3 separate regions of the Mus musculus genome follow, and all the other regions are linked to region 3. A link is a loop called in an ENCODE intact Hi-C map of the cell type or tissue named here. Cell type or tissue: left cerebral cortex. All regions are shown on one strand.

Region 1 (2,500 bases), 130 kb before region 3:
ATGGCTGAGCGGGTAAGAGTACTGACTGCTCTTCAGAAGGTCCTGAGTTCAAATTCCAGCAACCACATGATGGCTCACAACCACCCGTAATGAAATCTGACACCCTCTTCTGGTGCGTCTGAAGATAGCTACAGTGTACTTATGTATAATAATAAATAAATCTTTGGGCCGGAGCAGGCAGAGACTGAGTGAGCAGAGTTGTCCGGAGTGAGCAAAGTTGACCCAGACCAAGTGGGGCTGGCCGGAGCGAGTGGGGTTGACTGGAGCGAGTAGAAAAAATTCAATTCTCAACAACCACAGGAAGGCTTAATACCATCTGTACAACTACAGTGTACTCATATACATAAAATAAATAAATAAATAATTCTTTTTTTAAAAAAGAGAGAGAAAGAGAAAGAACTCCACAAAGGGAAAGGGTACAAGAAGTGTGCAAACATTTAAGAATGAGTGCCATAGCCGGGCGTGGTGGCGCACACCTTTAATCCCAGCACTCAGTCTACAAAGTGAGTTCCAGGACAGCCAGGGCTATACAGAGAAACCCTGTCTCGAAAAACCAAAAAAAAAAAAAAAAAAAACAACAACAACAACAACAAAAAGAATTGAGTGTCATAGAAGTGAGCCAGACGCACTTTATACTCACAGCCGAAGCTACTCCTGAAACAAAATCCAGAATGACAGACAGCCCTACCATCAGGACGACCTTACCATCCTACAAGCCTCAAATTCACATACCAGTCCTGATGAGACAGTCCTTCCTCTGGTCAACCCGTAGGACAAGTGCCATTTTGTCATTTACTCAACTCAGAAGCCAATAGTTAGGTGCTGTCTATTGTTAAAAATTGAGCTATCTGGTGGCTAGAGAGCAGAGAGCCACCACAGGTCAAGGTGCCTTAATTCGGCTGCCACATCTCTTCCAGAGAGGAAGTTCAGGCATTGACTAACAGCCAAAGGATACGAGTGGCAAGCTTGGCTCTAACAGAAAAGTTTGTAGGAAAAGGTAGCCCTGAATTCAATGGCTGCCAGCAGGTCTCAAGAGCTGAGAGTAACCCGGGAGTTTGATAGCTCTGAGCCCAAGGCCAGCAGACAGCAGCCACAGCAATCATTCATTGTTGCATGTCTGAAAAACATCTGAAAAGTGCAGGGGTGCACTTGATACCCGCTGTTGCATACCTCCAGCAGGGTTATACTCGTGAAGTACTCAAAGTACAGTTACTGGCTTCAGTGTTAACAATGTTTTCTCACACTTGTGAGACAGATTCTAGCTAAAACAATAATCATACCACAGGGTAACAAGTACTGAAAGGTACTTTTTTTTTTTTTTCTCCCAGAAGGGTGAGGGTAAGCTCCTCGGCCCACAGACTGCACATCTAACTGTGGCCAGCAGATGTCCCTCAGATACTTGGCCAATAGAAACCTGTCAGCAGTATACACTGTTGACAAGACAAAAGCCCACAGGTTTATGGGACTTCTCCAAAGATACCACCAATAGCCTCTGACTTTCAGGACCCTGAAGAAAGTTGCTCCTTTCCAGTCTTATACTATATGTTTAGTGGGATTTTAGTGTGTGTGTGTGTGTGTGTGTGTATTCATACATATATATTTTTGTTAATGTTTATTGTTCTTTAAATTATGTGTTTGTGTGTGTCTGTATGTGAGTATGTGTATATGACTATAGGATGCCAGAGGCATTGGAATGAATATATATATATATATATACACATATAAATGATTAGATTGCTATTCCCTGTCATATAGCCATCTGATTTTATTTACCTTCCTTGTTTCACTATTGGCCAGTATTTTTTCTTTTCCTTGCTTGTTTTTGTTCTTTTTCTCTCTTATGTTTTCTTTTTTAACTCAACCACTAATACATCAAATAGTAAAGATTTATTTTTGTTAACATTTATTATTCTTTAAAGTATGTGCTTTTGTGTGCCTGTGATTGTGAGTATAGGTACCCTTGGAGGCCAGAGGCATTGGATTCCTTTGGAGCTAGAGTTTCAGGCAGTTATAAGTTACCTGATGCAGGTGCTGTAAGCCAAACTCAGGTCCTCTGCAAGAGAGAAGTAACATGCTCTTAACAGCTAAGCCATCGCCGCAGCCCCAGATTTCTTATTTATTTGTATGTGTATTTATGTGTATACATGTGTGTATATTGTAGTTCTAAGCAGTCAGAAATGAGTGGTAGGAACCAAACTTGGATCCTCTGGGAAAACAGGAATTGCTCTTAATAACAACCATCCCTCCACCCCCAATATAGTGGATTTTTAAAACACTCTTATGTTTTCTTAATAATTTTTTTGTAAATTTATCCCATTGTGTTTAAACATCTTAATATTGAGAAGTAGTTTTTATTTCCTCTGTTTTTTCATTCTTTCTAATCTTTTGCTTTTTTTTTCTCCTTTTCTCAATTCAAGTCTTCTCCATTCCTCACCTGTCTTTTATTTAACATTGTCTCTCTATTTCTGCCCTTTGCCTCCTCCCTTTGGCGCATACATTT
Region 2 (2,500 bases), 560 kb before region 3:
TAGCCTTAACTCATTGTTCTAGCAACTCATGTCCTATCAGTGAACATATTTAGAATGGCTATTTTGAGGCCTTTTTCTGGTCATTCTTATGGGCAGTTTATCTTGCCTGCTTCCTCCATTCCTTCTGCACTCCAATATCTAAGTTTTTATCAGAAGCAAAAGGATGTAGAAACTATATGTAACTATTCTTAGGTATTTATCTCTTTTATCCAGGGTTTGTTTATTTATTCAGCAGTTGGCTGGTTTGTTTTAAAATGATGTATATTCTCATATCCTCAAAGCTTTCAAACTCCTGTGTGAGAGACAGAGCTTAGGGGCACCCAGAATTACCTGGCGATGGCAACACTTTTTTTGTTGCTTTTTTGTGGGGGGGGGGGATTCTTTATTTACATTTCAAATGTTTTCCTCTTTCCAGGTCTCCCCTTCAGAAACCTTCTATCCCATCCCACCTCCTCCTGCCTCTATGAGAGTGCTCCCCCAACCACCCACTCAAGTCTTCTCTCCCTGGCATTCCCCTACACTGGGGCATCGAACACCCTCAGGCCCAAGGGCTTCTCTTCCCATTGATGTCCAACAAGGCCATCTTCTGCCACATATGCAGCTGGAGCCATGGATTCCTCCATGTGCATTCTTTGGTTGGTGGTCCAGTCCCTGGTAGCTCTGGGGGGGGGGTCTGGCCAGTTGACACTGATGCTCCCTCTATGGGGCTGCAACCCACCTCAGCATCTTCAGTCCCTTCTTCAACTCCTCCATCCGGACCCAGCCATCCAATGGTTGGCTGTGAGCATCAGGACGGTAGCACTTTTAACAGTATTCTTTTTCTCTTTGCCTGACTACAGTGGCTAGACTTTAATAATTGGCAGCTGAGGATTTTGTTTGAAAGAGTCTCATGGAATGAGACTATAGTATGTTACTCTATAGATTAAACTGATTAAATTATGAATTATTGATTTTTTTGAAAAAAGAACTTCAAATACTAAGTGTTTAATAATTGTTCTTTCAATTGTTCTTATAATTCTTATAAGCTAGTGCTGGCCAGGGATTTTGTTCTCTGTACATCTTTCACTCTAGTTTAGCTGGTGTCTTCACAGACTCTGAATTTTTCTCCACATTTCTCCTACTACAGTATCCACCATAACTCATTAAGGCCTTGGCACTCAGGCTCAAAAACAAACTTTCATCACTCTATGTGGGCCAGAAACTATTCTAGAATTTTCTTATTCAACTGCCCAGGGTAAAATGGGCAAAGTGTTACACAAGGAGTCATTCCAGCATTTGATATTCCCTTTTCTATCATTTAAGAAATGTTCAGTTTGGGCTAGAAATGAGATATGGTTGTCTCAGGATCATAAGAGGTAGTAGCTATATCCCTGACTGCTATTCTCTGCTCCCTCTGAAGATAGCATGAAGGTCCTAATTGAAAGCAGACAGAGGGTTCACATTAGGTTAGGTGTGTGGTGATAAGACTCACTACACACTATCCCAAGTATAACCACAAGAGGCCAGTATATGAGTACTTCAATGTACCTTCTTGGCCATATCATTTATTTTGAGAAATTATGCATAGGAGTAGCTCTGAAAATTCATCTATGTGTAAAAGAAATTTATATCTATGAATTAAATTCCCATGTGGGATTCTATGCTGTCTGTACCAGAGAAAAAGAATGGATGTTTTTGTTATGTCAATGGACTCCCTTAAAACAAAGATAAGGCATAAACTCAAATCTGTATATAGACATGTGTTCTGCTTAAAGTGTTTTTCCTGGTCTTCTTTCTCTTTTCTCTATCCTCATTAATTAATTAATTAAATAATTTTGTTGATGAAACAGGGTCTCTTGCAGACCAGGCTAATCTCAAATTCACTGTGTAGCCAAGGATGACTTTGAAACTTCTGATCAGCCCACCTCTATCTCCCAGGTTATAAGATTTCAGATGTGCGTTCCCTTACATAGCTTTGGGTTTCTTTCCTGCCTTTTATACACTTTGTTTGTTTGTTTGTTTGTTTGTTTGTTTGTTTTAGGAAATTCCCTCTTGTTTCTTTTCCTCTGTATTTTAATTTTGAACATCCTTAATTCTTTCCTATAGGCTTGTTACCACTTGCCAAATATTCCTCTCTATATGCTTGGTGTTGGGAGATAGATGATTTTCTTTCCAGACAGCTAGATCACACAGCATTTAAACAAATTTATAAAAAGTATAAAGAAACTGAATAGAAAGCTTAACACTTTCCTGGAAACTAGTGGTTCTCAAACTGTGGGTCACAAGCCCTTTGGAGGTCAAAGGACCTTCTCACAGATAGTTACCTAAGACCATCAGAAAGCACAGATATTTACATTATAGTCCATAACAGTAGCAAAATTACTGTTATGAAGTAGCAACAAAAAATAATTTTAAGGTTGAAAGTCCCTACAACATGAGTGTTAAAGGGTCACAGCATTAGGAAGGTTGAGAACCACTGTTCTAGAGCCTCTCTCTCTCTCTCTCTCTCTCTCTCTGCCTT
Region 3 (2,500 bases):
GAACCCTTGCACTTTAAAACCCTCAACAGCTGGCTGAAGGAAGTATGCCTAGATGCAATCTGCATTTAGCTCCTGGATAAGCTTTGTAATCAAAAGTAATTTGGTATGAAGCATATTGAAATGCCTCTTGCTTGCAGCAAGAGCAGATTGATTTATACAGGTGTCCACACAGCGTGTGGAGACGGTCCCATTTCTCTAGGATGATGCTCTCAGTTGGGCTGCTAGCTTGTGTTCTCACAGTGCTTAAAGGTGAAGGGTTCACCATCTCGGTGGTCACTGGCCTGTGGATTGGTGTGGGTTCTCTTTTGGTCATAAGAACTACAGAATATGTCATGCATCGACTAAGAGTCAGTCTTGCAATGACATCTTTCAAGGTACATTGGTGCCGTAGATACTTCAAGATGTCACTCACGAGCTAGCACAAATACTTCCTCAATTCTAATCATGCAAAGAGCCTGGGGCTCAATGCCACAGAGAGGGTCCTGAGGAGCATGTTCAGGAAGGAGGGAGATTCTGCAGGGAAGATGGGTAGGGTGTGGCTCACTAAAAGTCACCATTCATCAGCAAAGGTTTATGTACCTACTAAGTGACAGACCTCAAGGCACAAGTGTGAACTGTCTCCGTTTACTGAACGCTCATAAACCTCTCAATGTGTGTAAGTGTGTGAACAGAACACACTGACTTAGCCTGTCAGGCCCCCAACCACAGAATCATATCTGTCAGAGAAAATGCTGAGATCTGCTTAGAAACTAATTTTGGGGCTGGAGGTGCAGCTCAGCTGGTAGCATGCTTGCCGAGCATGCACAAAGCCTCATGTTCAATTCCCAGCATTGCATAAACAAGATATGGTGGTGCTTACTTGTAATTCCAGCCCTCAAGGATAGGAGGCAGGTGGATCAGAATCGCAAGGTCATTCTCAGAAACCGGGGGAGTTAGATGTTGCTAGCCTATGCCACGGGAGACAGTTCCTTAATAAAAAAAAAAAAAAAAGAAGAAGAAGAAGGAGGAGGAGGAGGAGGAGGAGGAGGAGGAGGAGGAGGAGGAGGAGGAGGGAAAGGGAGGAAGGGGAGGAGGGAGGGGAAGGAGGAGAAGGAAGAGATACATAGTACACTCAGGAATTTTGTTCAGCAATAACTCACTTGTCTCATGTCATCATCACCCCTAAATATATCTGTGCTCTGTGTCCACCAACACCTGAAGATCACCCATTAGAAACTACTGTCTGCTCATTCCAGGTCTGTTCTCCCCATCAACATTCTCTCTGACCCTCAGATCACTGTCCACACTGTAGAAGGCTGCCCCCTAGTGACTAGAATACAGCAAAAACAAGCTGCCACAGGAGAGGAGAGGAGAACAAACTGTTCTTTGCCCACTCCTCCTGTGACTCTGAAGGTGTCACCAGCCTACAACCACTCCAGTGAGGTTGGTCATGAATCCCCTCTTAACCCAGTGTTGAGATATTTTGCAATCCTTTGTCGTTTTGATCTGCATTTTCAGACATGTTGAGCATTGTTTGTGTTTTTATCAGCTCTTCAGAGTTCTTTTCTGGAGAAGTGTCTACCCAGACCATTTGCTCAATTTGTATTAGGCTGCTTGCTGGTTTGCTGCTAAGCCTTTGAGTTCATTATCTATTTTGGATATTAAACTGGGGTGAGTAACTGGCAGATGTTTCTATGTCTGTATGCTCGCTCTTTACTCTGCGGCTTCCTTTGCCATGTAAAGCTTTTAACCGAATGTGACACCATCTATCAATCCCCGCGTTGCCTTCTGTGATCTGGGGAAATGGTTACCCTTAAAAGCTGGAACTGCTTCCCCATATTGTCTTCTAATAGTTTTAGGATCTAGAGTTTTAAAGTCCTTGGTCTATTCGAGTTTAACTCTTTAATGGTGTGAGGAGTTCTGTGTTCATGTTATGAAGCATTGTGTTGGGGAGTTGTCTGTCTGAAATAGGGTTTCGTTGTATAGCTCACACTGGCTTAGACCTTACTATGTAGCTTAATCTAGCCTCAAATTCTTAGGGAATCTGCTTCAGCCTCCCAAGTACTTGAGTGACAGGTATAAGGCACCACACTTAGCTTCTCAATACTATTTGTGTTGCCTGTTTCTCTGTGGCACATCTTAAAATCCGGTTTTATGGCAAGGTGTGGTGTCACACACCTTTAATCCCAGCACTCAGGAGGCAGAAGCAGGAGATCTCTGGGAGTCAAGCCCAGTCTAGTGTACATAACAAGTTCCCGGACAGCCAAGACTCTGTAAAGAGAACCTTCCTCAAAAAAATCAAGTGTTATGATCCTTTTTTGCTCAAAAACGCTTTGGTACTTCTGGGTTTTGTATCCATATGAATATCAAGATTTTCCTTTAAGCTTCTCTTTACATTAATTAGAGGAGGGGGAACAATTTACAGGAAATTCTCTCACTCCAACATGTGTGCTCTGGGGATCAGAGCCACCTGGCTTAGTGTGAAGCACCTCTTACCACTGAGCCATCCTGCCAGCCTAGA

What was found. A loop is a pair of places that touch in the nucleus more often than their neighbours do. Peaks named below come from ENCODE experiments on the same cell type or tissue, not always from the same donor. Only the 100,000 strongest peaks of a DNase experiment are listed, where the experiment ranks them.
Region 1: a loop joins it to region 3, with 16 times the contacts of the local background. A loop is called at or near these places in 18 of 42 quality-filtered maps.
Region 2: it touches region 3 in a loop (6-fold over the local background); 6 of 42 quality-filtered maps call a loop at or near these places.

What each region holds. Positions count from the first base shown.
Region 1 is chr13:64,572,797-64,575,296 of GRCm38, reverse strand. No RefSeq gene overlaps it. Among named protein-coding and RNA genes, the nearest start is that of Fam240b, 76 kb to the right of the region's middle. In left cerebral cortex, a CTCF peak has its summit at 1,381 (motif pointing right); a DNase peak (open chromatin) is centred at 1,369.
Region 2 is chr13:65,004,599-65,007,098 of GRCm38, reverse strand. No RefSeq gene overlaps it. Among named protein-coding and RNA genes, the nearest start is that of Spata31d1c, 27 kb to the left of the region's middle. In left cerebral cortex, a CTCF peak has its summit at 1,491 (motif pointing right); a DNase peak (open chromatin) is centred at 1,505.
Region 3 is chr13:64,446,941-64,449,440 of GRCm38, reverse strand. No RefSeq gene overlaps it. Among named protein-coding and RNA genes, the nearest start is that of Gm31218, 1.3 kb to the left of the region's middle. In left cerebral cortex, a CTCF peak has its summit at 1,304 (motif pointing left); a DNase peak (open chromatin) is centred at 1,289.